Regions from separate parts of the Homo sapiens genome. Here regions 1 and 3 are each linked to region 2. Evidence: chromatin loops called from intact Hi-C (ENCODE). Cell type or tissue: PC-9. All regions are shown on one strand. Each heading gives the region's core, and the rest is flanking DNA. Links, peaks and the distances in the headings are about the cores only.

Evidence for each region. Peaks named below come from ENCODE experiments on the same cell type or tissue, not always from the same donor. Only the 100,000 strongest peaks of a DNase experiment are listed, where the experiment ranks them.
Region 1: it touches region 2 in a loop (2.9-fold over the local background); 3 of 110 quality-filtered maps call a loop at or near these places.
Region 3: a loop joins it to region 2, with 18 times the contacts of the local background. A loop is called at or near these places in 39 of 110 quality-filtered maps.

Annotation. Positions count from the first base shown.
Region 1 is chr2:206,661,020-206,671,343 of GRCh38, forward strand. DYTN (dystrotelin) reads right to left here. Exons shown (of 12, transcript NM_001093730.1): 10 at 4,851-5,010; 11 at 1,884-2,376. Among named protein-coding and RNA genes, the nearest start is that of FAM237A, 24 kb to the left of the region's middle. In PC-9, for the core only: no CTCF peak of the experiment used is centred there; no DNase peak of the experiment used is centred there.
Region 2 is chr2:206,554,457-206,564,780 of GRCh38, forward strand. It overlaps ADAM23 (ADAM metallopeptidase domain 23), which reads left to right. Exons shown (of 26, transcript NM_003812.4): 10 at 2,971-3,042; 11 at 5,499-5,662; 12 at 6,672-6,756; 13 at 7,747-7,837. Among named protein-coding and RNA genes, the nearest start is that of FAM237A, 83 kb to the right of the region's middle. In PC-9, for the core only: CTCF peaks have their summits at 2,122 (motif pointing right), 2,326 and 4,861; DNase peaks (open chromatin) are centred at 5,085 and 5,465; H3K4me3 peaks cover 739 bases; H3K27ac peaks cover 2,621 bases.
Region 3 is chr2:206,386,503-206,396,826 of GRCh38, forward strand. No RefSeq gene overlaps it. Among named protein-coding and RNA genes, the nearest start is that of ADAM23, 52 kb to the right of the region's middle. RefSeq lists an enhancer at 5,683-5,977. In PC-9, for the core only: CTCF peaks have their summits at 5,804 (motif pointing right) and 6,003; a DNase peak (open chromatin) is centred at 5,849.

The DNA of each region.
Region 1 (10,324 bases), core at 723-8,722, 110 kb after region 2:
GCTAGGATGAGCCCTAATCCAATATAACTGGTGTCCTTATAAAAAGAAAAAATTTGGACATAGACATAGACATACATAGAAGGAAGGCCATATAAAGGCATGAGGGAAGACAGCCATTTGCAAGCCCAGGAGAGAAGTCTCAGAAGAAACCAACACTGCTGACACCCTGATCTTGGACTTCTGGCCTCCAGGACTGTGAGAAAATATATTTTGGTTCTTCGTTTAAGCCACTGAATCTGTGTTACTGTGTTATAGCAGCCCCAGCAAACTAATACGCCAACTCAGAAATATTTTGAGAAGGCCTCCTCTGATGCAAAAACACATGAGTATTTTATCCTTCATTTTATCACAAGTCTGTAGATGATCACTCCAACATAAGACAACTTAAGCTTTCTTAGAAAGAAATTTATATATAGTTGACCCTTGAACAATACAGGTTTGAACTGTATGGGTTCAAGTCCACTTATATGTGAATTTTCTTCTGCCTCTGATACTCCTGGGACGGCAAGACCAACCCCTCCTCCTCCCTCTTCTTCTCCTCAGCCTACTCAACATGAAAATAATGAGGATGAAGACCTTTATAAAGATCCACTTCCACTTAAATATATTTATCTTTCTATGATTTTGAAAACATTTTCTTTTTTCGAGCTTTATTATAGCAGTATATAATACATATGACATGCAAAGTGTGTGTTAATCAACCGTTTATGTTCATTGGTAAGGCTTCCAGTCAACAGTAGGCTATTAATAAAGTTTTGGGGAGTAAAGTTACATGCGAATTTTCAACTGTGCAGGGGGCCAGCACCCCTAATCCCTGCATTGTTCAAGAATCAACTGTGTATGTGTGTCTATAAATAGTTCCTGACTTATGATGGATTGACTTACTATTTTTTAAATTTTATGATGGTGCAAAAGTGATATGTGTTTAGTAGGAAATAATACTTCAAATTTTGAATTTTGTTCATTTCCCAGGCTAGCAATATGTGGTATCTTGTGAAGTAGGGCAGCAGCAGTGAGCCACAGCTCCCAGTCAGCCACATAATCACAAGGGTAAATGATCAGTAGTCTACTCCACAGTGTATTATATTTAATGACTTACATGATATATTCAACACTTTATTATAAAGTAGGCTTTGTGTTTGATGATTTTGCCCAATTATAGGCTAATGTAAGTGTTCTGAGCACATTTAAGGTAGGTCGGTTAAGCTATAATGTTTGGTAGGTTAGGTATACTGAATGCATTTTCTACCTAACAATATTTTCAACTTACATTGCATTTATCAGATGTAACCCCATTGTAAACTGAGAAGGATCTCTCTCTACATATGTAAAGATAACAAAATACCCTAATGAGAAATAAGACAATGGCACTCCAAAACAGAAGCAGTAACTACAGTAAAGAAGGATCTTATCTAAAGCCTTCAGAATTTAGCAATGAATCATAGCTTATGCAGAAGATAATAATGATAATACTACTTATAACATAGAAACTGCAATCAATTCTCTTCTAGAAAGAGAGTTACAATATTATCACCATTTTTAAATGGTGACATAGGCTGCCCAGTTATATATGATTTAGGGATACTGATAATAATAACAATATTTTGCAATAACAAAATAATAAAGCATTTACTGAATGCTCACTATATGCCAGGTTCTATACTAAAGTCTTACATGGTTTATCACCTTTAATACTCACAACAGACCTGTGAATTAGGTAATCCTAAAAATCAAGTTCAGAGATGCTACTGATAACCAATAGATTCAGAGCACTGCTACATACTAGATGAACTGGAGCTGTTGGGCTGTTATAAAATCAAGTTTTTAAAAAGGCAGCTTGAATCCTTGGCCATCACGATGTCTATGGATTGTGAAAACCTTACCTGATGGCGTTTCTAGATTGAAGGCATCCATAAGTTTTGACAATAGTTCTTGCAGTTCCTCTTCCTCCAGCTCATCCTTTCTCTCCTTGATGTTACCTGCCTCTTTCTTTTCCACGGCTGCCAGAGCAGGACTGCTCATTTCAGCAGGAACCATTTTGGGGATGTCCTGCTTCAGTCCCTCCTGATAACTGGGTAGGGCACTAATGACTTTCTGTGGCATCTTTTGTGTTTGGCTTTGTGCCCTGGTGCTGTGCAAAGTGGTCTCTGGTGATTCTGGATTTCGCAGAGCATGCTCTGCATTTGTGTGACTTCTGTGACTTCTGTCAACCTCATCAAGCTTAGGAAGAGGTTCCCCTGTTGAAGCATCTTCAGTGGCATTCTTGATCTGCAAATAATCCCCTCCCTTTGGAACCTTTTCAGTTGAAGAATGGTCAACCTTGTTCCCCACATTTTGAAAGGAAGAAGATGAAGGACCGGGTGGCTGCAACCTTGCCTGGGGAAACAAAACTTTATTTATGAAGAAATTAATGTTTATCTTACTTTTTCATAAATGCATTACATTTCAACATTCCAACAGAACATTCTAATGCAAGACTTTTCTTTCTCCTCTGTAAATATATTATCATTACTATTAATTTTAATTTATTCTGCTAATTCTATGTCAACCTAAAACTCTCTACAAGAGCTGGAACAGCTCAGATTCTAAAATAACAGAGGGAATAATTACAAGAAATTTAGGAAAATTCTGGGTTCTAAAAAGCCCAAGTTCTAAAAATACCATAAGGAATTTCTGAAAACATAAGCATATGTTGAATTGACAGATAAAAATTATCACAATAAAGCATTTTATAATAGTCTTTCTGGTAGGTGTGTTGTGAAGGGTTTCACAGTAAGCCACAGGGAGAAAATCCAGGGATGTGCTCCGCTTGAAGCACAGTTCTCATTGTGTGGCCCACAGACCCTAGGAGATCCCCAAGACCCTTCTAGGGTTTGTGATGTCAAAATTATGTTCATAAGGATACTTAGATGTTATTTGTTTATTGTATTGACATGTGCACTGATGATGCAAAATCAATAAGTAAAGCTGTTGGTGCTTTAGTGTGAATCAAGGCAGCATCACCAAACAGTGCTAATAATCAGGGTATTCTTCACCCTCATACACTAGCAGTGGAAAAAAAAAAAAGCCAGTTCTGCTTAAGAACACCTTTGATGGAATAGAAATAGTTCTTAGTTTTAAAAATATGAACACATGTCTTTTAAATATTATGTGTGATGAAGTGGGAAGTGTGCATAAGACACTTCTGATGTGTACTGAAATATGAAAGGGTTGCCTCTTGTGTCAAAGAAAGACTGACAGACTATGGTTATTCAGACTTGGGTATTTGTCAAACAGTTTCTCAAAAATGAACAAAGCGAGAATGTCACTGCAAGGAGAACAATTAACAGTATTTGCTGTCAGTTATAACAGTTAAGGCCGGGCGCAGTGGCTCATGTCTGTAATCCCAGCACTTCGGGAGGTAGAGGTGGGAGGATTGCTTGAGGCCAGGAGTTCAAGACCAGTCTGGACAACATAGTGAGACCCCCTCCCTACAAAAAATAAAAATAAAAATTAGCTGGGTGTGCTGGCATGAGCCTGAGATCCTAGCTAGCCACGAGGTTGAGGCGGGAGGATTGCTTGAGCCCCAGGAGTTCGAGGCTGCAGTGAGTTATGATCCTGCCACTGTACTCCAGCCTGGATGACAGAGCAAGACCCTGTCTAAAATGTATATTTACATACATAAAAAACAGGCTTTCAGTCAAAACTTAGAATTTTGGAAAACTTGCATCCTACCACTATGAGCTTGATAGCTTTCCAATTCTTAGGCAATTTTGTAATTACATTGGCAGTGACATTAATGAACGTGAATTTTTTTCACCCAGTATCATAAAATGGATGAGCATTAGGACATTCAGTATAGCTCAGTGAACCAATATTTTCCAAATGACCAATGTATAATGTTACACAATCATGCGTGGCTAAGAGACCCACTTAAAGACCATGTAAGAACACTGGATTTTAATGAAACAGCGTGACATAAATATGGTTTCAGATTAAAGTCTCCTTTAAGAAGCTGTCATGTATCATGTTTTGGTGTAGTATTAAAGAGAAGTATGCCTCGGTATCTGAAAGGCTATTAATATACTTCTCTCTTTTTCACCTGCAAATCTGTGTGAGGCCTGATTTCTTCAGATACTTCAACCGAAACACATTGCAGCAGATTGATTGCTGAAGTGGTTACAAAAATTCAGCTGTCTTTTATTAAGCCAGGTATTTAAAGAGATTTGTGGAAAATATAGAGCAATGCCACTCTTCTAAGGTTTTTAGAAAAACATATTGTTTAAAAATGTTATCTGTATATTTAATGGGTTTATTATTTTTATGTTTTAGTTAGTGAATACATTTTAACTTCTCAGTTTTAATTTGCATTAATTTTATTACTTATTTAATTTATTTAACAACTCAGTTTTAATTTTCAGTAATTTTATTATTTATTTAATTTTATTTTATTATTAATTTAATTTTCATTCATTCATTTTCATTTTGTTTCTGTGGTTATATCTATAACAACAGATATTGATGCAAAAAGATATAACCACAGAACCAAATTCCCCTCGGGGTTCTCAAATATTTTTAAGAATGTACAGGGATCCTGAGATCAAAAGGTTAAAAAACCGACGCTATAAAGAATCACTTTGCCCCAAAGTCTATTGTTTGTAAATATTACAGATCCTGTTGTTTTTCAATGGCACTGCCTTCATGGAGGGATAGGATATAGCCTGGATGAGGAAATGGGAGGTCAGGGTACGGGGAGAAGAGGCAAGGGAAGAGGCTGATCAAAGTAAGGTGGGAAGCTCCTCCCTTGGCTGAAGGACTCAAGGTTAGACTTCCAGGCAGTCCAGATGGCCAGTGTCCCTCACATTTTATACCTGTAGGTCCCGTCTTATCTGTTGTAGCTTGGTCCATAGACTATCCTGGTTGGTTTTGAGTTTGTGAATCCTTGTTTCAAATCGACAAATTCTTTCTTCCTGGGAGGTGTATATAGCTTGCAACTTGTCTTTGTATTGGTTTAACTGTTTTTTAAGGAGCCTGAAAAGAGAACAGATTTGAGCGGTTTGGAAGGGCAAGAGGCCAGTACACTAATTAGAGCCCTGGTAAGATGTATTCCGGTCCTTTTTGTGGGAAAAGATGCTGGAAAACCCTGTGTCTCAACTGTGTTTTTTGTTGAGATGGAGCCTCGCTCTGTCACCTAGGCTGGAGAATGCAGTGGCGCGATCTTGGTTCACTGCAACCTCTGCCTCTTGGGTTCAAGTGATTCTCCTGCCTCAGCCTCCTGAGTAGCTGGGATTACAGGTGCACACCACCATGCCTGGCTATTGGAAAACCCTGTGCCTCAACTGTTATCTCACATTGATCAATATTGTTGACACTGTTTGTTCACCATGTGCAGCTGCCTTTGTGTGTATTATGGATATGATTCTACTAAGCATTCCACTGGCTTTAGAAGTATTTCAGAAAACTCACCACGCATATTACAGATTACTTTTGACAGCTTCCCTCTACTGGCTACTTAAATAGGAATATTGACTTTATACACTATCCTTTTGTCTAGAAATACTCCATTCAGAATGAAAGTACACCCGTCATGGCTAAACACCCAACACTTGACCAGGAACACAGGGGAGGAAGAATATTGCAGTTCATGGATTGTAGGTCTGCTTTGGCTTCTCTTTTTGTCTAGTTGTTCATTGGTTTAAGAATGAACCAAGAAGTTGGGTGCACTCACTCATGGGTGTGCGTGTGTGTGTGTGTGTGTGTGTGTGTGTGTGTTATCTTAGTGCTTTAGGAGGCCAAGTTGGGGTATCCCTTGAGGCCAGGAAATTGAGACCAGCCTAGGCAACATGGCAAGACCTCATCTCTACACACACACACACACACACACACACACACACACACAAATTAGCTGAGTGCGGTGGCACCTGTAGTCACAGCTACTTAGAAGGCTGAGTCAAGAGGATCACTTGAGCCCAGGAGTTAGAGGTTACAGTGAGCTATAACTGCACCACTGCTCTCCAGCCTGGCTGACAGAGAGAGACCCTGTCTCTAAAAAAATATGAACCAAGTAGTCAAGGTAATCAGGGCAATTCTTTAAAACAAAAGTCAAGCTATGTTGCTCTTCTGCTCAGAACCCTCCAGGGGCTCCCTCTTCATTTAGAGTAAACAAAAGTCCTTACAGAGGTGGACAAGCCCCACAAAGACGGCACAGACCCCCCTTCCCTCTCTGACCTCATCTCTTGCTTTCCGGCTTATTCACTGCCCTGTGGCCATATGGAGCTCCTCGCTCCTCTTTGAACACCCCAGGTCTGTTCCCCACTTAGAGTCTGCTCTTCTGCTCCCTCTGCCTGGATGCTGTTTCTTCCCCAGCTCATTGCTCAGTTCCCTCCCCAACCTCCTTCAAGTCTTTGCTCTCAAGGCGCCTTTTCAGTGAGGCATTATCTGACTGCCCTACTTGAATACAAAAATGACAACCCCAACCTCTCCTCCAGCATGGCCAAACTCTTCCCTTCTTTACTTGTCTCTGTGGCATTCTGCCATGTCTAATTACTACAGAGCCTGAAGAGTCCAGCCTTCAAATTTCTAGACAGCCATACACTGTGACAGACTATGGGCTTTGCTTATTATTTTACTTATATATTACCTACTCTACTCCTTAATTAATTGCTTATTGTCTATTTATTCTGGCAACTTTGCGTGTGCGTGTGTGTGTGTGTGTGTGTGTGTGTGTGTGTGTTGACATGTCTTCTGGATCAGGCCTAAAATAGTTCCTGTCATATAGTAGGTTTACAACTAAAATTGTCTAAATAAAGTAATTTTATTTGATCACTGCTGTTAGCATATTTGTGGAATTTGTGGAAATTGGCTGTCTGGTATGAAATGCAACATTTCTCAGTGTTAGAACCTGCGAAATTCCTAATTGCATAGAGCTTGGGGAGGTCTTGAAATTTAGTTTGGGCTCCCATGCAAAGCAGGCATCTCTGAAAGATAGCCCTCTAACTTCCAGACAGTCACACACAGGTGAAACAGGAGTCTGACTCTAAAATCCTTGCTCGTAATTGGAGTTTCAGGTATATCTTTATGATGGGTTTCTCAGAAAGGAGTCAGCCCAGGGATTTTACACAGCCAACAACAAAAAAACATTCTCAGACAGCCTGTCTAAACAGTGTTCTCTGGACCCAAAGTGTTGTGCTTGTTATGACCACTAACGATGTCAGGCTCTCTCTTTTCCTCATGTTGTCCACCACCCATGTCTGCTTCCTCCACTCTGGCCTATCCACCAGGTCTGGACAACTAGAAGACATAAATCCCTATCCTTCCACAATCCAGGTGAAAGAAGGTAGGACTCTGTCAGAAATCCAGTTCTTTTCTTCTTCTGCTTCTTTTTAAAGAAGAGATGCTTATGGGTTGTTTCTAGTAAATACAAATCACCTGGTGCCAATATTGCCAGCAACTGGGAGCCCAGGACTTTCCAGGCAATTATCTACTCATAACAAACAATTCAGGTTATCTAAGAAATAATTCCTTTCAAACGACATAAAATCTGCCTTTCTATACTTTTATATCTTTATCTGTATTCCTGCTTTCTGGTGGAGGCTAAGCAGCTTGAATCTCCCATGTATTAACTGTTCAAATGAAAACACGAATACTCCCTAGGCAAGCTAATCATGCCCAAAGCAGTTAAATGTTATTTAATTTGTCCATTACTGATATGGTTTGGCTGTGTCCCCACCCAAATTTCATCTTGAATTGTAATCCCCATAATCCCCACGTGTCAAGGGCAGGACCAGGTGGAGGTAATTAAATCATGAGGGCAGTTTTCCCCATGCTGTTCTCATGATAGTGAGTGAGTCTCACGAGATCTGATGGTTTTATAAGCATCTGGCGTTTCCCCCGCTTGTCCTCACTCCATCCTGCCACCCTGTGAAGAAGGTGTCTGCTTCTCCTTTGCCTTCCACCATGATTGTAAGTTTCCTGAGGCCTCCCCAGCAGTGTGGAACTGTGAGTCAATTAAACCTGTTTGCTTTATAAATTACCCAGTCTCAGGCGTTTCTTCACAGCAGTGTGAGATTGGACTAATAAATTTACCTAGCACAGTGTAGACTAATAATAGATAACTAGTAATTGAATAGTACTCTTTCTGTTAATGTGTCTGAGACTGTTGCTTTTAAAATAATCAGTGACATAATTGACTATCAGTGAACTTGCAGTTAACTACCACATATATCACAGGTCTTTTTCACACTACTTGTGCACATGGGCCTCCAATTGTGGGACTTTAATCCCTTAAAATTTGGTCTTTATTAACTGCCTCACTATTCCAGTCTATTACATCTCAGTGATCCAAGACTGTAATTCAGTTTATTACCTAGGGGTTTTGGTATCATGTCACACACACATTTGAGAATTGGGCTGTCTACAGTTTCATCCAAATTATTGATAAAAATGATGGTGCAGACAGGAACAAAGATGGAGCTTCATGTTTTATTTCATTCAATAATCAGCCTTACACTTTGGTACACTTTGTAGTGATAAATACTTTAGCAGTATACAAATGCTGTAAATAGTAGACATGGATTATATCAAAGGGAATATTTAGTTTAAAATGATTCATTTTAAATAATCATTTTAAGAAGGTAAGTTAAAAAAACTAAATTTTAAAATTTGCTTTTATTTCTACATTTTCAATTTTAATATAGCCTTTCTAGTGCTTTACTGCTTTAAAAATGTTTTCTAATTTCTTTTTCTTATTCCATGAAAAAGATGAAAACTACTTTTAATATTTAAATTATTTTGATACTTTAAAAGTGTTTATTGAACTCCTTTTCCTGAGTTATCACAGAATTTAGAAAATGTTTTATTTCTTCTGTACATTTAGATTAGGAAGCATATCTCATCATACATATATACATAGAATTGCTAGTTTATTGGACATGTACTGGATATTAAGTATTGTGCCTGAAAACAAAGGTCTTCCCTCAGGGGAAACTTCTTACTGGGGAGCCAGGAATTCTGTCTTCTAAAGGAATAACAGCAGGAGCTAAGAGCTCAAGAGATGATTAGTTCCTTAAGACACAATAAGAAGATGATAGACAGTTTCCATTCAGCCTAATAAACCTAGTAGAAAGTTAGAATGCTGTTGGATAACAAGTACTGATTTCTTTAGAAGAAGGTAAAACACATACATAACACAAGATATACACAAGAATCAATACTTCACTAAAAGTGCTTAACTAAATTCCAAGGAATAAAATCAGGCAATCGAAAGTCAAAACTTACTTAGCCTGGTCATTTTTGTTATGCTTAACTACTCAAATACAGTCAAAGCTCCCTTTAACCTTCATATTGGAATCACAGGATTTCTTGGCTTAAAATTTTCTCCCAAATTAAAAAAAAATGGTAAAATTTTTGTAGAAAATTTTTCTCTAAAAGCAAAGGAAATGCTATGGATTTCTCTCTGTGGTCGGTATTTGCACATACTCATGTGGCTCCTATCTTCTTTCTCTATGGAGAGCATTAATGGATTCATGAGTCCTCGGCAGTTCATTCCTAGTGCTGACCATGGTCTAGAGAAGGAAGAAATAAAAAAATAAGTTTTTGGTTTGAATTTAATCCACATCCTAAAAATCCATATAAGAACATGATAATTATGTTTTTCAAAGAAATTCAATCTATTTCAAAAAGTGGCTGCTGTTTGGGTTTACATTCGTGTATGATGACGCAGATGTTTACATGCTCAAAGTACAACTGCATATCCAATTTCACAAAAGAAGTTAAAACAGTTTTAGGTTTTAGAAATAACGTCACAATAGTCTTTTGCTCAAGTTAAGTTGCTACCCTGAATGTCTTCTTCCCCAAAGGCATCTACAGGAAGCAGTTGAGTCACTTTCTTTCCCTTGGCTTAGGAAGTCTCTTACTTCTACCATACACCTTTAACTTTCACTTTCTTGTCTTTCCTTTGCTTGCTACCTGCGTGTGCACTAAAGTCATCATTTCTTTTCAAATCCACCAAGTGTTTTGAATAAATAATGGTCAACTTGGCTGTCACTTAGGAATTCCCCACCAAACCTTGTCTCTTACATCACACTCTGCGCCCTGAACTGCAACCCCAGGACAAGTTCTGACCTGACCCAGTCTGGCCCAGGCTCCTGGGGCACCATGTTCCAGCCCTTGGCTCCCACACATCGGAATGAAAGATTGGATTTCATTACACTCCATTTATAAACAGCTGTGGCTACAATCTGCAGTCTTCTCCCATCCCTGCAAATGATCTGAAGAGGGGCTGGCCATTTTAGGAACATTGTTGCACAGGAACAGCCTGAAAAAGCAAAAGGGCAGTAGCAGGAAG
Region 2 (10,324 bases), core at 716-8,715:
CTACATACTTAACTATGCGTCAATAAATGTAAATATGTGAGGATAATTTAAATATTTTTCAATTTAAACCTCACTTGGTTTTCCTTACTTAAAAACCACTACATTTTATATACACCTAACAAATTTTGAGTTTTCATTAATAATCATGATTTGTTAGGAATATATATAAACTATTTAATAGGAATTGTTAACTGAACCAGCTTACCTCCTCCCTCAACCTAGAGACTAGAAGGATTTAAATTCTAGCTGTGTGATCTTGAGTAAGTTATTTGGGGATAATAAAACCCACCTCATAGAGTTGTGAGGAGCAAATATTTGTTTTAGGCGAAACACTTACAGTTTCTACTAAACCCTAGGTGTCCAATTAAATGGCACTTCAAGTTAACAAATCTAGTGGTCATTGTTCTGTCCTTGTCTTACTCTCTCAGCAATATTGGACACAGTTGATTACCCTCTTTTTTTGAAAATTTTATTTCATCTCTTGGCTTCTATGACGTGGTAGCTCTCTCACCTCACTGGCTATTTCTTCCTAGTCTTTAAAATCTGACCTCTGGAATTATGTGAGTGCCGCAGGGCTTGGTTCAGGGCTCTTTTCTCTTTGTATACTCTCTACCTAAGTAACAACTTGCAGCCTCAAGTCTTTAAGTGGGATCATGACTTTAAACTCGTTATTCCCTACTTTTAGCTCTAGCCCCTTAAGTTCTGTGCTCATATACAGAACTGCCTATTTGATATCTCTATTTTAGTGTTGATTTGAATAGAACTTCTGAATCAGAACTCTTAGTTCCCTAGTCCTAAACTTCTCTTCTTCTAGTCTCTCTTATTATTTTAAGTGGCACCACAATCCCCCATCCATTCAAGTTCAAAACCTAGGAGTTATCTTTTAATTCTTCTCTTTCCTCACCTTCCACATCCTATACATCATCCAGTCGTGGGAGCTCTACCCTCGTAGTGGTACTTGAATTCACTTCTCTCTACAGTTGTTTAGCCTCCATTATCTCTTACCTGGACTATTGCAGTAGCTTCCCAACAGGTATCTCTGTTTCCATTCTTGGCACTCTCTAATTTACATAACAATGACAGGCAAAATAATTTTTCTAAAAAGAAAATCAGAGGATTGAAAATTACAAATATGAAATAAATTTAAAACATTACATTTTGATAGACTTTTAAAATACCTCATTTTATTAATTTTTAAAACTTGAAATGTTTTAAAACTTGTCATGTTTTCCGTGATCATTATGCTATAAAAAGAAATCTCAATAAAATAACAAATTAATACTCAGAAGCAAACTAAAATTCATCTTAATAGGTGTGTAACACCACTGCATTAGAAGAATAGATATCAGCTAATGTTTTCTCTTTCAATCCACAATTCAGTGGAACTAGAACATTTTCATCATCCCAGAGGAACTTAATGTTAATATTTTTCCTTTTACTCTTAAGTGTATCTTGGAAAGTTTTCAGCTTGTGGAATTTGCTAGGCAACTTAAAATGCTGAGCTATCTATAGAAACTTCTTTATGCCAAGTTTACAAAATGTGTTATAATGCCTGAATAATTTCAGATTAATAGGATGTTTTATGACCCAGTTATATGCACACATTACAGTTTACTTTAAAAGAACACAAATATAGACAGTTTGGGTCAGATTATGATGTACAGTAGTGGCAATAACATGAACAGTAATAGTAATATTATACCAACAGTTATGTATTCATGAATACTATAATAATAGCAGAATATTAATTTATTTAGCATTTATTATGGGTAATCAGTGTTTTTGTTGTTATAAAAAATAAACATTAGATATGTAAACATTGAGATATATATTCTTTGTTTAAAAAACATAGTCACAGATAGAATGAAATGAAGGGAATCTGACAAAAGTTATATATAGGGTGCGAATGGGCAAAGGACAAATAAAAGAATTTTCTAATGTAGAAATATTTTGAATCTTTATGAAAGATGCATTATTTTCATAATTATAATTGAAGGTAAATTTCAAAGACTTGTGCAAATCTGAGTCTGTGGTTTTAAGTAGGTTTTGTTTTCCTTAGTGTTGTAGAAATAATAACCTCATGGACCAGTAGAGGGCATGATTTTCCTATGGTAGACCAGTTTTCAAATGTCCTCTTGAAGACATTAAGCAAAGCGTACTACTCCTTGCTAAAAACGTAGCCCTCCAGATGTCATTGTAGAATTACTCTATTAATTTACTTTTCTTTATTTCTTAAATAAACATAAACAATCATAAACTCTCAGCACACTTCATTTTTACTTTTTGTCTTCTCTTTGTTTTGACTTTGAGCAGTCAAAAGCAAATGGCTTCATTTGGAGGAGGCATTCCTCTGAAAGGATATACTAAATGCCTGGCAAATGCTGTCCATATCATGGACAGTATCTAAAGCACTGACAAAGACATTTTCTTGATCTGTGCGTGGCCTTGAATTTAAAGTGAGACAAGTGGGTTAAGCCGTTTGTATAAGCTACAAAATGTCATTTCAATGAAAACAAAAGGATTGAATTTGTAGACATTAAGACTAAATTTAAAACTTACTTTTTAGGTATAAAGCTTCTCATATCGATTTCTATAGGTCCTTACTATTATTCAGAACATCGTAGGTTTTTTTGTTTTTTTTTGAAAAAAATTTTGTAAAGACAGGATCTCACTGTGTTGCTTAGGCTGGTCTCAAATCCCTGGCCTCAAGCAGTCCTCCAGCCTCCACCTGCCAAAGTGTTGGGATTACAGTTGTGAGCCATGCTGCCCAGCTAACATCATGTTTTAGATAGTCAGAGTTTTGCCACCTAACAGAGAAGTAACACCACCAAATCCAGTATACCACAAACTAAATTATATATTTTTAAATCCATATTTCTACTATTACTGAGATATTTCTGCTTTTACAGCATTTTGAAATTTATTATTCACTTATGATTTGGCAGTGACTGGTATGTATTTCCCCCCTAGTATAAGAAGCATCGCTCTTCTCATGCACATACCAACAACTTTGCAAAGTCCGTGGTCAACCTTGTGGATTCTGTAAGTATCCTGGTTTTCTTGAATTTGTGTGCCAAGATGGAATGGTTTATCTCTATTTGCTTACTTGTACTTTAGGTATTTCTTGAACAAATTTAAAAACACAATCCTGAAGCTCATCTGGCTAAGGAATTATAGGATGGTCCGCTTCACAGAGTAGTGCTCTGAGAGTTTCAGATGACTGAGTTATTCCCGGAATCCCAAAGATACATTAGTGTTGCTTCTAAGTTGCGTCTATACATTATTGCCCCCAGTCTGTGGAGGACAAAAACAGTGGAGAAATAGCTACCAAAATCTATTTGCTATTATACTGGCAAATGAGACTTTTTAAAGAAACAACTGGGCTTTTCTTAAATATATGGTGGTAACAGAGAAGAAAAAATGGATTGAAGCAGAGTATGTTTGGAGAATATAGGTAATACCAAAAAAAATTTTTTTAAGGACACAAATATATTTTCTTAGTGTTCCCATTGGTGTGATATTTCATACTTGATTTCTAGATGATGGAAATAAGTGCAGTCCCCAAATAAAACTAATTTGGAAGAATAAAATATGTATCTCCTTACAAAGACTTCTAACTGTACAAATCTTCAATATTGATATGTTTTCCTCACTTATTTTGTGAATTACAGAAAATGCTTAAGATTTTCTGCCTTTTTCCTGCCTTAGGTTAGAACTCTATAGATATGAACATTATATATTATGTTCCAATGAATATTTAAGTTGACTAGTCAGAAATTAAATATAGAATATTACTCCATATGTTGTAATGTAAAGTGCTATTTTGCTTAGCTAAATATATTTTTATCGGGTATTTTATTGTGTGTTCCTTCTTAAATGCGAAAAAAACCCCACCATTTTTTATAAGTTGCCAAATATCTAAATGATACTTATTTACTCCAAAGAGCTGCCTTCTTTTCTGCCTTTTAAGCAGTCCACAAACCTCCAATCATGTAAATATTCATAACATATGTATGTTATGTACCTGGTGGGCACAGCTGCACAAAACTATAACATGAGTGGATGTGCGTCGAGTATCTCATATAGAGTTAGGATAGCATCTCAGTGCCAATTTACACCTGGTTTATTAATTTTCTTTAATTTCAGCTCTTGTTTATCTTCTCAGAGGAAAACCACAAGTGAATGTGGAAAAGAGAATCTTAACCACATCTTTTCCTCTGCAAAAGCTGTTTACTTGGTAGCATCTCTGAATTAGTCATTTCAACATGATTGAATAGAGTTACATCATGCAAAGTGTAATTTTTATTTTGGGTTACCACATAAGGTTCTGAAGCTGACCACTAATTTTTAAAAGACATTACATTTAACTTGTTTTTGTTGTAAAGTCATTATATAATAGCTTCAATTTGATTTAGGCATAATGGTGTTCCCCTTCTTCAGTGTGTTCAAAGATCATCCATTGGTTTTTGTTTGTTTGTTTGTTTGTTTGTTTGTTTGTTTTTCTTTGAGACAGAGTCTTGCTCTGTTGCCCAGGCTGGAGTGCAGTGGCACGATCTCAGCTCACTGCAAGCTCCGCCTCCCAGGTTCACGCCATTCTCCTGCCTCAGCCTCCCGAGTAGCTGGGACTACAGGCGCCCACCATCACACTTGGCTAATTTTTTGTATTTTTAGTAGAGACGGGGTTTCACCGTGTTAGCCAGGATGGTCTTGATCTCCTGACCCTGTGAAGCACCCGCCTCGGCCTTCCAAAGTGCTGGGATTACAGGCGTGAGCTACCGCGCCTGGCCCATTGTTTTCTTAATTAGTTTGAAAACAGGGCAAAATGACAGCATTCATTGAAGTTGCTTAATTGTGTGAATTGTTTAGCTACTGGGCCAAAAATAGAGAGAGAGCAGAAAGGGAACAATTTAAATATTGTGGGTGATGCCACCCAGTGGTGAGGATGAGATGAGTGATAGGGATCTGCTCTTTTTTAGCCTCAGATCCTTGAGTCTCTCTCTCTCCCAATGTTATTTTACTTTTCATATAATATGACCTCCAAGGGTAAGCCAGCTATATTGTTTGGTGCTTATCTGGAGATTTAGTGATTCATTCCAATCCAGCAGGAATAAATTGTTGCACTGCGGTTACTCAGAACTGGTATATCAGGCTCCAACCTGTTACCTGCTATGAGATTTGAAAGGGTGATTTTACTGAACGATGTTTTAAATTTATGCCCTGGCTTTGGAATCCTTACTGTCTCTCCCTAGGACAGTGAATGTATTGCTCTGGGATCGAAATAACCCTATAGGAGAGTTGAAACCAAATTGTGTGATTGTTCTTTCTTTATTTTTGCTCTTGGAAAAAAGAAAGGAAAAGAAGATTCTCTATAATGGGCTAATTATGACCCCGTGTTCTCTCACCTCCCCCTTCCTGTCCTTCCACTGACTCTGACTCACTGATCGTGCATGTTTGACCCAGTGTTTTCCTCCTGCACCTGTCCTGTTGTATACCCTCAGATTTACAAGGAGCAGCTCAACACCAGGGTTGTCCTGGTGGCTGTAGAGACCTGGACTGAGAAGGATCAGATTGACATCACCACCAACCCTGTGCAGATGCTCCATGAGTTCTCAAAATACCGGCAGCGCATTAAGCAGCATGCTGATGCTGTGCACCTCATCTCGTACGTACTCATTTCAGCCTTTAGTGTAGTCTTTGGTCTGACATTTATCCTTATCCCTTTTTTGGTTCAGTTAAGTTAAATATCAGAAAATAGTGACTTGAACAAGATTTCTGTGGGTTCCTTTGTCTGTTAGATAAGAAGCATGGAGTTAGGATATCCCATGCTGGGATGCTGATGGTTCTGTAGTCACAATATCTACCTTTAGAGCCCATAACTTCCATCCTCAAGATCAACTCACAATCTAGGATGCCTGCTGGCCCTCCAGCCTTCATTACTGGCAGCGGGCATGACATGTGGGGAGAAGGGCAAAAGGGTACTCCTTCCAGCCGAGCTGACTGCTGTAAAGCAGGTTTCCTGAAAGCTTGCACATGTATGTTTCATGAACAAATCATTTGCTAGGTGTTAGTCACATGGGCCACACCTAGCTACAAGAGAGGCTAGCAAAATGTAGTCCTTTTAGATGAACTATTCAGTTGAGTTTCTACTACTAAGGAAAAAGGGTTCTATACTTTCTTTTTAATATAATAAGCTATTCTCTTCCCCAGTCATGGCAAAGCTATTTTCAGATAGTCCTCTAAGGTTCTGTCCTGGAATCAAACCAACCAAACCACTCCTTCTTTTCCTCCCACCATTACCGTTGACTTCCTGTTTTTTCAGTCTTTAATCAGCAATTTTTAATAATCAGCAATATTAATTCTTTTTAATCACTGCTAGATATTCTCTACTAGAAAAAAGTCAAGAGCTGTGTCTGTTTATCTTGGTGTTTTCAATTCCTGTGCTAGTACATGATGCTTAGTAGGTACTTGGTGCTTGCTCAATTGAAATTACGTAACATAACAAATTTAAAGGTAATTATGTCATAAATTTTAAGGTAGTTGAAATAAAGTTTTTGATTTCTTGGAGGAGGATGGTTTGGGGGTGTTCCATGTAGGAGGGTAGACATATTTTGGGAGAGTATGAAATGATGGTCCACCACGTTGGTTTTCTGATAGCACTGCTTTTTCTTAAGGCGGGTGACATTTCACTATAAGAGAAGCAGTCTGAGTTACTTTGGAGGTGTCTGTTCTCGCACAAGAGGAGTTGGTGTGAATGAGGTAAATTTTACCAATTAGAGTTTCATCTTTGCATCTGTTCTCTTTTTTCCCTATGGCCCAGTTTACATCCTTTCTCGTGCTTGTTTAGAATGATGACATGGCAAATGTAGCATGAGTGGCTTATGTTATTAATAAATAGAACCCAACGTGGTCCTTTTGGTTCATAGTGACATATTTTGGTGTCATAATGACAATTTTTCGTATATATCAGGCAAATGCAGCTGAAGATTGGCCTGGAGACTTTTAGGCCTCTATAGATAAGATGTTAAGCTTTTATAAGCTTATTAATCCTTCTCTGACTTTTTTTTTGTTATAATGCTCCTCTGTCTATGTTAAATTTAACTCATTAAAATCAAAGGATTTCTGATATCAGTACTGTATGTTTTTTTCTCCCTATGTATATATTTTCATTTTCATGCCTTCTACCTACCTATCTGTAGAATGAACTCAAACACCTATTTCCTTAATCTCATTGTTCAGATTTTAATACTTTCAGTTTTATAAAGGAAATTCTTAATTGGTAACAGCACCCAAAAAGCATAACCAATTATATCTAAACTCTTGTCAATACTGAAATATATTATACCAGGTTATCTCAATAGCCTACAATTAGCCTGGAATAATATTGGAGTATATTATACCAGGTTATCCCAGTTGCCCATTTAGTAGGTACCTCTCTTGACATATTTTAGTAAGTTAAATTTATTCTTAGTTTGGTATAAGTTGAATTGGAGCACAGCCTTTTGTGACTTGTATTTTATGTTTCAATGTGAGAGCTTCAAATTCTGAGAGATATCACATAGTAAGAGGGGCTTTCTGCTTCTTGGGCCCAGTTGTAAAGAGGAGGTGAGAAGTAGCATATGCCATCTTAAGATACTGACAGGCTCTACTTAGGGAACTGAGAAGATTTGTGGTAACAATTAAGAAATAATAACTAGCTTTGTGCACTCTCTCAAATGTCTCCCACACACTTTCAACTCTGAAAAACAGTATGGTCTTCCAATGGCAGTGGCACAAGTATTATCGCAGAGCCTGGCTCAAAACCTTGGAATCCAATGGGAACCTTCTAGCAGAAAGCCAAGTATGTACACTGACCTTCTTACTCATTTTCATGTGCCATTCTGTCTGTATAATGCATGTCCAGTCAATAAATAAATATTTTTCATTCCAGTCATTATAGTTTAATTGTAGTATATCTCCTTCCTCTAAAATATTTAGAAAATAAGCAACTTAAGGTAATTTTTAATCTGTTTAGGTTGTAAAAATTTCCCTTTCAAAATCCATAAAATCATACCCAGTTTCTCCGGGAATGAGTCAGCTCTTTCTCACACTGCAGAATGTGGGGCTGGGGGCAGGGAATACTCTCACACTCAGGGTTCTAGCAGCTGAGCAGACGTACAAGGTGCTAGATAAAGCCTCCATCACAAGCTTAGTGAGATCACAGTTGGATTGGGAAATAGCTTAGATCTAGAGTCAAAGAGAGCTCATCTTTAAACTCTAATGAAATTTACCCACCTAGTCTCATCAGAAAAGTTGGAGAAAAAGGCTTTGCAAGGGAAGACCCTGCCCCAGGGCCTTTTAAGCATGGGAACAGGTGGTAGAGGATAGGATTCTCCTCTAGTGGCCCAGGCAGGTCCAAAAAGGAGAACCAATAGGGCCACACATCCCATCAGTAAAAAACATAGCCAGTGACTGTTAGGCGTCATTTTTTCGTTAATCAGATGAGAGGTAGATAGGAAGACAGGGCTGATTTTCTAGTGGGCAAAGGGTCTAGGGCTCACAGTAATCTGAAGGGTCCATGAAAAATGTTAATTTCTTTTAAAATCAGAATAAAAGTCAACCCAGATTGTGTTTATCTTTATACAAACCCAGTGGTAAAATATAATTTTTAATACATTTTTATGACAGTGGGCAACGACCTAATGCAATCCGGTGGAAAGAGAGACCAAAGTGTTCATTCATATTATTCACTTAACTAGAAATTAGATGAAAGTGCCTTCCTATTTTTTGAAAATATGAGACACTGGGAGTAAAGGTCTCACTTACCACCCCAACCTCCCTAGAGAAGAAAAGGAAAAATCTACCTTAATATCATTCTATATTTTATATTCTTTTTTTCATTAATGCATAATATTGTGGAAAATTGAAACAAATTATATTTACACAGGCTTCTCAATTCCCTTTATGGGTACATTAAGATAGTCATCACAAGTGTCTGGTGGCATTTCACAAACCTCCGCAAACTTCCATTGATTATCTTGCTCAGAGTGTTTGCTCTCCCAGGAAACACCTAGTACACATTAAAGGAAGTGTTTAGAGTTTCACCATCTGGCATAAACACCTTAAAACCAGAAAGGTGTATGACCAGGTTTATGCCCTTGTTTAGAAATCTTGAATCTGGGAGGAGGCCAGTGCTAGAGTCAGCTGAGAGGTGTTACTGAGTTGCATGATGGAATAGGGTGAGAAGTAGACTTCATTACTAATGCCTGCCATCGTTCCCTCCTTCCTAAAATTCTTTTTTTTTTTTTTTTTTTTGAGAATGAGTCTCACTCTGTCTCCCAGGCTGGAGTGCAGTGGCACGATCTCGGCTCACTGCAACCTCCACCTCCTGGGTTCATGCCATTCTCCTGCCTCAGCCTCCCGAGTAGCCAGGACTACAGGTGCCCACCACCACACCCGGCTAATTTTTTTGTATTTTTAGTAGAGATGGGGTTTCACTGTGTTAGCCAGTATGGTCTCGATCTCCTGACCTCATGATCTGCCCACCTCGGCCTCCCATAGTGCTGGGATTACAGGTGTGAGCCACTGCGCCCGGCCTAAAATTCTTTATTTCTTTGTGACTTGTTTGTTTAGGTAGCTATTTCATTGGTTCTAAACTTTGAGTTTAAAAAATCCATTTGGAAGTCTATCTTTGCATATACCTCTCTCTCTCTATATAGGTATATATAGATAGATGTATACCTCTCTCTATATATATACGTTGATATATATTGCTCTCTCTATCGATATATCGATAGAGAGAGAGGCATAGAAAAGAGAAACAGGAAAAAATTAATGAAGAGAAGAGCCCATCACAATATCAATATGTCAGTTTCTGGTATCGAAGTTAAGTTGTAATTGTTTTTAAGTGATTATGTACACTTCTGTTTTAGATTGCTCTCTTTCACTAAACCTTTTAGCATAGTGTTCATTCAAGTCTCTTGCTCATCCTCACTTCAACTCTAACAAATTGAATTCTCTTCTCTAACTTCGAGCATTCTCTGTTAGAAAACTTCAGTGATGATATGTTGTGTTTGTGCAACAGAGCTTTAAAATTCACAGCACATAGGTACACCGTCTAGTGTGAACCCCACAACCACTCTGGGAGATAGACAAAAAGGTGTTATTCCCATTTAGAGGTAGAAACACTGAGACCCAGGAAATGCTAAGTTACTTGCCTATGGGACTCTCTCATATGACAGATCTTGGACTAGAACTCAGGCTGTCTGATTTGTAGACCAGGGTACTTTTCACTAAACATTAGAACTAGGAACCAAATTGAGTTGTCAGAGTTACAAAAATAATGAAG
Region 3 (10,324 bases), core at 1,610-9,609, 170 kb before region 2:
AAAACCCATCTCTACGAAAAAATACAAAAATTAGCTGAGCATGGTGGCACACGCCTGTAGTCCCAGCCACTTGGAAGGCTGAGGTGGAAGGATCAATTGAGCTCCGGAGGTAGAGGTTGCATTGAGCTAAGATCGTGCCACTGCACTCCAGCCTGGGTGACAGAGCAAGTACCTGTCTCAAAAAAAAAAAAAAAAAAATACATGGATACCAAAATAAACCTTATCCCTTATGTCATATCATACAGGAAAATAAAGTTGAAATTGATCATATCCCTAAATAAAACAATAACACTTTTAGAATAAAACATAAGAGAAAACCTTGGTGATCTGTTTTTGTTGAAGTTTTTAAAACAGCATACAAAGAAAGGAATAAAAAAGGAAAGTCAATTATTTGGACTTCACCACAAAATGAAAATACTTTGTGCATCATAGACATGGTAAGAATGTGAAAGGGCAAACCACAGAATGAGAGAATATCTTTTTGAAAGATATTTGACAAAAGATTACAGTATAAAAAGAACCGTTACAACTCCAGGATCCTAAGACCAAAAAAATAAAAAATAAAAAAACTTGTGAAAAATGGGCCAAACTTGCATAAAAGTTGATATAAGAATGGCAGATAGGCCCATGGAAAGATGCTTCATAGCCTTACTCACTAGGGAAATGCAAATGAAAACCACCTCACACCCACTAGAATGGCTAATGTTATAAAACCTGTTAAAATTACAAAGTACTGGTAGGGATGTGGATTAACTGGAACTCTCATATATTGCTGATGTAAAATGGCACGATGTACTGGGGAGACATTTTGTTGGTTTCTTAAGAATTTAAGCCTATACCTACCATACAACCCAGTTGTTGTCCTCTATGCATTGATCCAAGACAAAATAAACTTATTTGTTCACAAAATAAAGCCTATGTAGTGAATGTTCATAGCAGCTTTATTTACAATAGACAAAAACTACAAACAATGGCCGGGCACAGTGGCTCACGCCTGTAATCCCACCACTTTGGGAGGCTGAGGCGGGTGGATCATCTGAGGTCGGGGTTCAAGACCAACCTAGCCAACATGGTGAAATCCCGTCTCTACTACAAATACAAAATTAGCCGGGCATGGTGGCGCATGCCTGTAATCCCAGCTACTCAGGAGGCCGAGGTGGGAGAATCGCTTGAAACCGGGAGGAGAAGGTTGCAGTGAGCCGAGATCACACCATTGCACTCCAGCCTGGGTGATAAGAGCGAAACTCCATTTCAAAATAAACAAACAAACAAACAACAACAACAAAAACCTACAAACAACCCAAATGCCCTTCAGTGGGTGAATAGATCAACATGCTGTGATTTATCCATGCAATGGAATACTTTTCAGCAATAAAAAGGGATGGACTATTGTATTGATCCATGTAACGGAATGGATGACTCTCAAAATAATTATGCTGCGTGAAAGAAGCCAAAGATGAGTGCATGCTGTGTGATCCCATTATATAAAATGCAAACTAATCTATAGTGACAGATAGTAGATCAGCTGTTGCCTGGGAACACAGAGGATTATTGTGGAGGAGGGGCAGGAAGGAGAGATTATAAAAGGGCATAGGAAGCTATTTGAGGTGGATGATATATTAATTATCTTGATGGTGGTTATGATTTTATGGGCATATACATATGTCAAAACTCAACGTATTGTGCACTTAAATATGTATAGTTCACTGTATATCCATTATACCTCCATAAAGCTGTAAAACAAAAAGCCATTAGGCAGATCCAAACAAGTTAGGCAGCGTATAGAGGCAGGTTCAAATTAGAGTTTTGGGTGAGAGAAGGAGGGGGTTGCAGAAAGCCTGGCCATTTACAGGATGATTCATATAAGAGGAGCCAGGCTTTTCACTGTTGGAGTTACAATTACAGAAAAATAAAAGGAAACCAGAATGAACTTTGTGTTGTTAGACTTTGTGGTATCAGTGTGAATCTTATGGTTTTTATGTGTGCAGACACACAAATACAGAGAGATTTGATGTGTGTATACATTCATATACATCCTACCTCTATTCACAGAAAGGGCCTGGGAATAGTCATGCCCCAGCTATAACAAGCACATCTAGCATCTAGATTTTGACTTGTTAATATCACTTTTCAATGAAAGGAAGCAGGGCTTCTTGGAGAAACATCAGATTCCAGGGCTGAGGCAGGGAATGTACAAGATGAACCTGAATATCCTTCTGTGCTAGGAAGCAAAGAAATTCTCAAACAATAATGAGGAGATAACAAAAATTCTCAGAAGCCAGTTTAAAGAGGCTTTCATTGGCCACATCTGGTGATTTGAGCATCAAGATAAATAATGACAGTTACAGATTCTAATCTACTGAATAAAACACAAATATGTGGCTCCACACTGCTAAAAGAAATAAATGAATAAATGAATAAACAAATGGGAAGGCAAGAGAAGTCTCCCTTACAGTAGAAAGCCAACTAATAAATGTAGAAGGATTGATGATATCAGAAGGTCTCCATTTGACAACTATCACAGTAATAATTAACATTAATGGACACCCAAACTGGTGGGTGAAAGTAGGGTTTAAATGAAATTTTACATAGTCTCAAATTATCTCTCCAGAAAATATCTATTGATTACAAAAGGGGAAAAACATGACTTTCTAGTTGTAGAAGCCTGGCAGACACTGTCTTGACCAAGAAAAGTTAACACCACCAGTAATGAGACTTTTATAGGTGCAAGATGGACCACCCCTCACCTCCAAAATTGGTTTAGATTTGAGACTGATGATGACACACACACACACACACACACACACACATACACACACCCCAAGAGGATAAAAAGAGATTTATTTATTACTCATATATTGAGGCTTTCTGGGAAGAGTAGGGCAGGCTCCCAAACAGGTCTGGAAATGGCTGAGAAAGCACAGAGGGTGACTGGCTTTGATTTTTTATTGTGGTTAATGGGCTCCGGCTGGGGTGAGGGTTACCAGTTATGGGACAGGGCTCACGTGCTTTGAACCTCCCACCAGCATCAAACAAGGAATCACCCAGGCTTTCTTATCAGCTTGCCAAGATGTAGGGCAGAAGAGGAAGAAAGAGGAGTGGGCCTTGAAAGCTGTTAGCAGTCACACATGAAAAATAGAATCAGACTAGAAACAAACAGATGCCATGCTCCATCCAATAGTTGCAATGAAAAGAATACAACATCTGTGATATTCCAGCCAAAAATATATTACCTGGGTCTAATTATGAGAAACATCAAACAAATCCACTGTGTAGATGAGAATTAACATAGCAGGCCTGGGGCTGCTATCCTTAGAAAGGCCTGCTTGCAAGGTTGCCCATGATTGGTATCTGGGAACTTGGATTTAAGGAGTGTTCCCATCACACAGTGAGTGGCTCGCTCTGCCCAAACTGCTTGTACAAAGAATGAGGATTGTGTTGAATTCTGCTTTCCTTTGGGGAGTCTGGAATTTTGGTACTTGCTGGACAGAGAGTGTCTATGTGACCAGTCACAATAAAACCCTTGAGCACTGAATTTCTAATAAGCTTCCTGGTAGGTAACATTTCACATGTGTTATCAGAGCTCATTGCTGGGGAAATTAACACATCCTGTATGATTCTACTGGGGAGAAGTCTTGGGAGCTTGCCTGGTTTTCTCTGGATTTTGCCCATTGTGCCTTTTCCCTTTGCTAATTTTCCTTTTTATTCTTTGGCTTTAATAAATCATAGCGACGACTGTGGCCATCTGCTGAGTCCTGTGAGTCCTCCTAGCAAATCATCAAACCTGGAGTGATCCTGAGGAACCCAACACACCCACATTGAAAAATATTCTAAGTGATTGTCCTATAATCTTTAAAGAATGTTGAGGTCATGAAAAATAGTCATAACAGCTGTGAACAATGTTGAGATCTTGAACTGCATTCTTTTCTGTAAAGGATGTTTCTGGGACAGTTGGCCAAACTTGAATGGCATCTCTAGATGATGGGTCCATGAAAGTTCTTTATGCCAACCTTGCAAGTTTTTGGTAAGTTTAGAACTGTTTCAAAATAAAATATGTATTTTTTTTTCTTTTCTGTTGTCAAGACGGGGTCTCATTCTTTCACCCAGGCTGGAGTGCAGTGGCAAGATCTCAGCTCACTGCAGCCTCAACCTCCCTGGTTCAAGCAATCCTTCCACCTCAGCCTCCTGAGTAAGTAGCTAGGACTACAGGTGTACGCCACCATGCCAGGCTTTTTTTTTTTTTCTTTTTTTGTAGAGACAAGGTGCTGTGTGGCCCAGACCGGTCTTGTACTCCTGAACTCAAGCAATCCACCCACCTCGGCCTCCCAAAGTGCTGGGATTACAGGCATGAACCATCATGCCCAGCCCTAAAGTATGTATTTTTTCAAAACTCTGGAAGCATTTTTTATTGGCTGCATAATATTCTACTGCACAATTATCTATCATAGTTTCTTCAGCCTAGTGGTTTTCAACCCTGGCTACACATGAAAGCCACTCAGAGACTTTTTATACATATATGCCTAGGTCTCAGTCCTAGAGATTTTGATTCAGTTGTTCTGATATGAAGATTAGGAATCATTATTGTAAAAATATAGCAAACCAAGTGATTTTAATGTGGAACCAGAAATGAAAATCAGTAGGCTAAGAAAAACTATAATAGTAACCAATCCCTTAATGTTGATTATTTAGGTTGTTTCTAGCCATAGTATGTCAATAAAAATATTTGTGCATAAAGCTTTTCCCTTATTTTGTATTATGTTCTTAATATTAACCCCAGAGATCAAAGGGTATGAATATTTTTAAGGCTGCTCTTGGTATTTTTCCAAATCGATTTTAAAAGCAAATTATCTGGTGTCTGTTCTACTGTATGTAGATAGAACATTCTCCATTTTAAATGTCTTTGTTAGTATAATAGAAAAAAGGTGCTATATTATTCTAATTTGTATTTTTAAACTTTCTCTAGAGGGTTAAGCATTTCCAAATTTTGTTGTGCATCAGCGTTTCCTCTCTGGGAAATAATTGTTATATTCTTTTATGTATTAGGAAGGTAGTCTTTCTCAGATAGTTTTATGTAAGTGCTTTATCATATATAAGTGCAATATTTCCCCAGTTTGTGGTTTGACTTTTAATTTTTGTCATTTTACTCTTTAAGAGAAAGAATATTTTCTTGGGAATGAGAAAATATGCTGCAGTAGCAAGAAGAGCTGGCAAATTCAAGGCTTATTCTATATCTGGAAGGAGTTCCTAAGACAGAGGAGGAAAAAATACTGCAAGCTGTGGCCAAGAAGTTCTGTGTTTTGTATTACCAAGGTGTTTTGAGGGTTGAAGAATATGTATCAAACCCAATAGGGTTTATTTTATTCTTATTCATAGGACTATGTGCCCTATTTTAAGTACCACCTTAGAGAGAACAACACATGCTAGAGTTATTTTTCTCCTTCGTCATAGAATGTTTGGAAAATCAGATACTAAATTAGTTGTAACACGGCCCTGAAAATAAAAACTTGCTAAAAAAAATGAGTTCACACAAAAAGTGTAGTGTGGGTTGGCAAAAACAGATAGAAATAAACAGATCATTCTGTCTATTATGGAGAAGATATTCTGGGCTAATCCCACTCACAATCACTGCAGTATTCAGTGTAATAGGGCAAGAAGTCTTATCACAAGATGTTATTTCAGAAAATGCTATAAAAAACTTATATCCCAAGAAGATAAGTGAATTGCACATAGACCTGAGAAATCTAGGCTAGTCTGAAAAAATCCATTCACCCCCTTCAGGGTTAATGGAAGGCTTCTGCCACGTGGGGGAGCTCAAATCTCACTTCCCTCAGCTATTACTCCACCCACAAAGTAGTTGATTACTAATATTGGATTGGTCAAGTCCAGGAACACGGTTTAGGTCACTATGCTTGGGCCTGGAACTTTCTCTTTGCTAAAGGAAAGGTTAAATATGGTTCCTGGTGGCAAAATTTCTTTTATAGCTCATTTTGTAGTTTTTTTTCCCCCCTTGATTGGCTTTTTAGGAAAACTGATTTCCTATTCAACTGGGTGATGAAACAGTTTGAGGGCTTTACTGAGACCTTTGTGCCCTGCTGCCCCCTGGAAGGTCTTGGGGGGCAATGGATGGTTTCTAAGAAGAAGAAAAACTTTTCATTATTTCCTTGCTTTAATTGCAATTTGATTGGAATTGCCTTTTCTTTCCATTATAGACAAACAATAAGGATGACTGTGGGCCAGGTAACATCCTCTGGGTGATGAGACAGAACTGATTGTAGTAGGTTAGGAATTAATTTCAAGGGCAAAGGAAGGCTTGTCTCAAAACAGACAAAACTTCACTGTAGACAATTTTGGACTGGTGGTGCTGGCATTGATGGACAGGAGGAACAACCCCAGGGATTTGTTTACCTTCTTATCTCCTTTTGTTCCCCCTGGGCTGAGATGAATCCTGATAATGGCAGGGATTTTTGAGCACTAAAATTATTCAATAAATCAGAGTTATGAAATTCATCACTAGACAAATGAAGATCCGTAAAAGCCATTTTCTTTCTTTCTTCTCTTTCTTCCTTTCTTTTTGTTCATTCATGCCTCTTTTCCTTTTGGAGGTGGTTGCATTTAAGATTTATCAATAATTGCTTTTCCTATTTAAAATTGATTTTTAACTATATAAATGATTTCCAAATACCTTCTTCTTCCAAAAAACTGGAAGCCTACAGCTAAAGCTGCCATTAAGTCATCTTTGAGCACTATCCAACGACCCTGATGCCATATCCCAGGCATTACAATAGAGTAGTAAGGAAGGGCTGGAGCCAGATTGCTTAGGTTCAAATTAAACTAATTAACTGGCTGTGCAACTTTATGCAAGTTACTTAACCTGACTATGCCTGATTTTCTTATCTGGAGGATGGATATTAATGCCTAACTCATAGGGTGATTTTAAGGATTAAATGTAATAATATTTGTAAAGCACTTAAACACCATATGGCATGTAGAAGCACTTAATAAATGTTAGCTATTGTTCTTCTACTTACTACTTGTGATATGTATTTCTTCCCATAGATCATGCAATGAGCTATGATCGCACCACTGCAGTCCAGCCTGGGCAAGAGAATGAGCTGCTGTTCCCTCCCCACCCCCCCAAAAAAAAGAGAGAGAGAGTGATATGTTTTGGCTGTGTCCCCACCCAAATCTCATCTTGAATTCCCACGTATTGTGGGAGGGACTGGGTGGGAGGTAAGTGAATCATGGGGGTAGGTCTTTCCCATGCTGTTCTCATGATAGTGAATAAGTTTCATGAGATCTGATGGTTTTATAAGGGAGAGTTTCCCTGCACAAGCTCTCTCTCCCTTTGCCTGCTGCCATCTATGTAAGATGTAATTTGCTATTCCTTGCCTTCTGTCATGATTGTAAGGCCTCCCTAGCCATGTGGAAATGTAAGTTCATTAAACCTCCCTTTTCTGTATAAATTACCCAGTCTTGTGTATGTCTTTATCAGCAACATGAGAAGAGACTAATACAGTAAATTGGTACCAGGAGTGGGGCTGTACCCTGCAAAGCCACAGGGGCAGAGCTGCCTAAGACCATGAGAACCCACCTCTTGCATCAGTCTGACCTGGATGTGAGACATGGAGTCAAAGGAGATCATCTTGCAGGTTTAAGATTTGAGGCCAAGCACGGTGGGTCACGCCTGTAATCCCAGCACTTTGGAAGGTCTAGGTGGGTGGATAACTGGAGGTCAGGAGCTCGAAACCAGCCTGGCCAACATGGTGAAACCCCGTCTCAACTAAAAATACAGAATTATCCAGGTGTGGTGGCACACACCTGTAATCCCAGCTTCTTGGAAGGCGGAGACAGGAGAATTGCTTGAACCCAGGGGGCAGAGGCTGCAGTGAGCTGAAACCATTCCACTGCACTCCAGCCTGGGCAAGACAGAGTGACACACTCTGTCTCAAAACAAAACAAAACAAAAAAAAGATTTGACTGCCCTGCTGGGTTTTGGACTTGCATGGGGTCTGTAGCCCCTTTGTTTTGGCCAATTTCTCCCATTTGGAATGGCTTCATTTACCCAATGCCTGTACCCCATTGTATGTAGGAAGTAACTAACTTGCTTTTGATTTTACAGGCTCATAGGTGGAAGATACTTGCTTTGTCTCAGATGAGACTTTGGACTATGGACTTCTGAGTTAATGCTGAAATGAGTTAAGAGTTTGGAAGGCATGATTGGTTTTGAAATGATTTTATAAGGGAGAGTTTCCCTGCACAAGCTCTCTCTCTCTTTGCCTGATGCCATCCATATAAGATGTGACTCACTCCTCCTCAACTTCCATCATGATTGTGAGGCCTCCCCAGCCACGTGGAACTGTGAGTCTATTAAGCCTCTTTTTCTGTATAAATTACCCAGTCTTGGGTATTTTTTATCAGCAGTGTGAGAGCAGACTAATACAGAGAGAGTGAGAGAGATAGGGAATCCTTAGGGGGAAATGGATATGGAACAACAGGAGTAAAGCATTAGATTGTGTTGCTGTAGAAAAAGAGGTCAAGAGGTAACCAGTATTATGAGTTTTCAGAATATCATTTTAGTATCATCAGTATGTGTGTGTTTGACAAAATGGTGTCATATGCATTTTATTCTACAGCTTGCCTTTTTCAATTAGCAGTGATGTTTGAGATTTATCCATGTTGATACAAATAGATCTAGTATATTCCTTTTAACTGTTATTGCTACTAATACTTGTCTGTTACAAACAGTGCTGCCTGGAACCTTTGAATAAGTGTCTACAAAGTGAATATGTGCCAGAGTTTCTCTCAAATAGAAATCTATATGTGGAACTGCTGGGTTCTAGGCTATGTGCAAATTACTTGAACCAATTTATATTCCCACAGCAGTATCTGAGAGTACCCAGTTCCTGAAAACCTTGTAAAAATTCATAAATAAAATTAAACCTTTGTGCCAATCTAAGGGAGAGAAACAGTATGTCATTGTTTTACTTTGCATTTCCCTGGTTTCTAGTGAGATTGAGCATCTTTTCATGTTTATTGGCCATTTGCATTTTCTCTTTCGTGAATCATCTGTTTATAATCTCTATTCAGATTTCTATTACATTGTCTGATTTTTTCTTATTAATCTATGAGATGATCTTTTGTTAAGTATGCTGCATATACTTTCTCCTAATCAGCTTTGCTTAGCTTTCAGCTTTTTTCATGGAGTCTTTGGTCATACAGGCCTAAATGTTAGTGCAATCAAGTTGATCGGCTTAGTTTCTCATTTTGGGGGGCTTGTTTTTCATTTTGCTTTTTGATTCTTGTTTAAGAAATCCTCTTTACCACATATTTGTAAGAATATTCATTTATATTGATCTAAATATATCTCTTTCTATACACACACACACATACATATTTTAAGTAGACCCTTTCTATACATGAATTTGTCATCTTGGAAAATATAAAGGCCTCTGGTGCCAGAACACTCTGGCTATAGATATTATGTTTGCTCAGAGGCAGAAGAAAAACTATAGATGAAGAAGAAAGATTCAAAATTTGATAGAGGATCAGAAAAGTATTGCTTGGGCTTTGGAAGTGGTGAATCTGAAACATGAAGGGAAACAGGACTAGCTTTAAGAATAGACTTTTTTCCTTGAGGTTAAGTGGGAAGAGAATATACTGGGAAGGATGACATCGATTAGACAAATGGTATAAGCTTACATGTTGTAGAGAAGGAATGACATTACATTAGGAATAGATGAAGTTTGGGAAAATATGTGAATCTACCCGAAAGAGATAGGGAATCTTAAATCAACTGGGAGTGGTGGTGTGTGCCTGTAGTCCTAGCTACTCAGGTGGCTAAGCAGGGAGGATTGCTTGACCCCAGGAGTTAGAGGCTGCAATGAGCCGTGACTGCTCCAGTCTGGGCGACAGAGCGAGAACGTGTGAGAGAGAAAGAGAGATAGGGCATCCTTGGGGGAGGGGCGGAAAAGATATGGAACAATAGGAGTAAAGAGGTTGTGCTGCTGCAGAAAAAGAGGTCAAGATACCTAATGCTAAATGACAAGTTAATGGGTGCAGCACACCAACATGGCACATGTATACATATGTAACAAACCTGCACGTTGTGCACATGTACCCTAAAACTTAAAGTATAACAATAATAAAATAATAAATAAATGAGGTCAGGAAAGCACTATTTCTGTTGGTCTGAACAGAAGCTAGAAAACACATAGAAGAAGACATGTTGTTTTTTCCTGCACCACTAAAGACTTGAGAAACATCACCAACAATAACTCCACTTCAGAAATGTGTTGATGGGAGGATTCTCCAGCTGACATAAGCG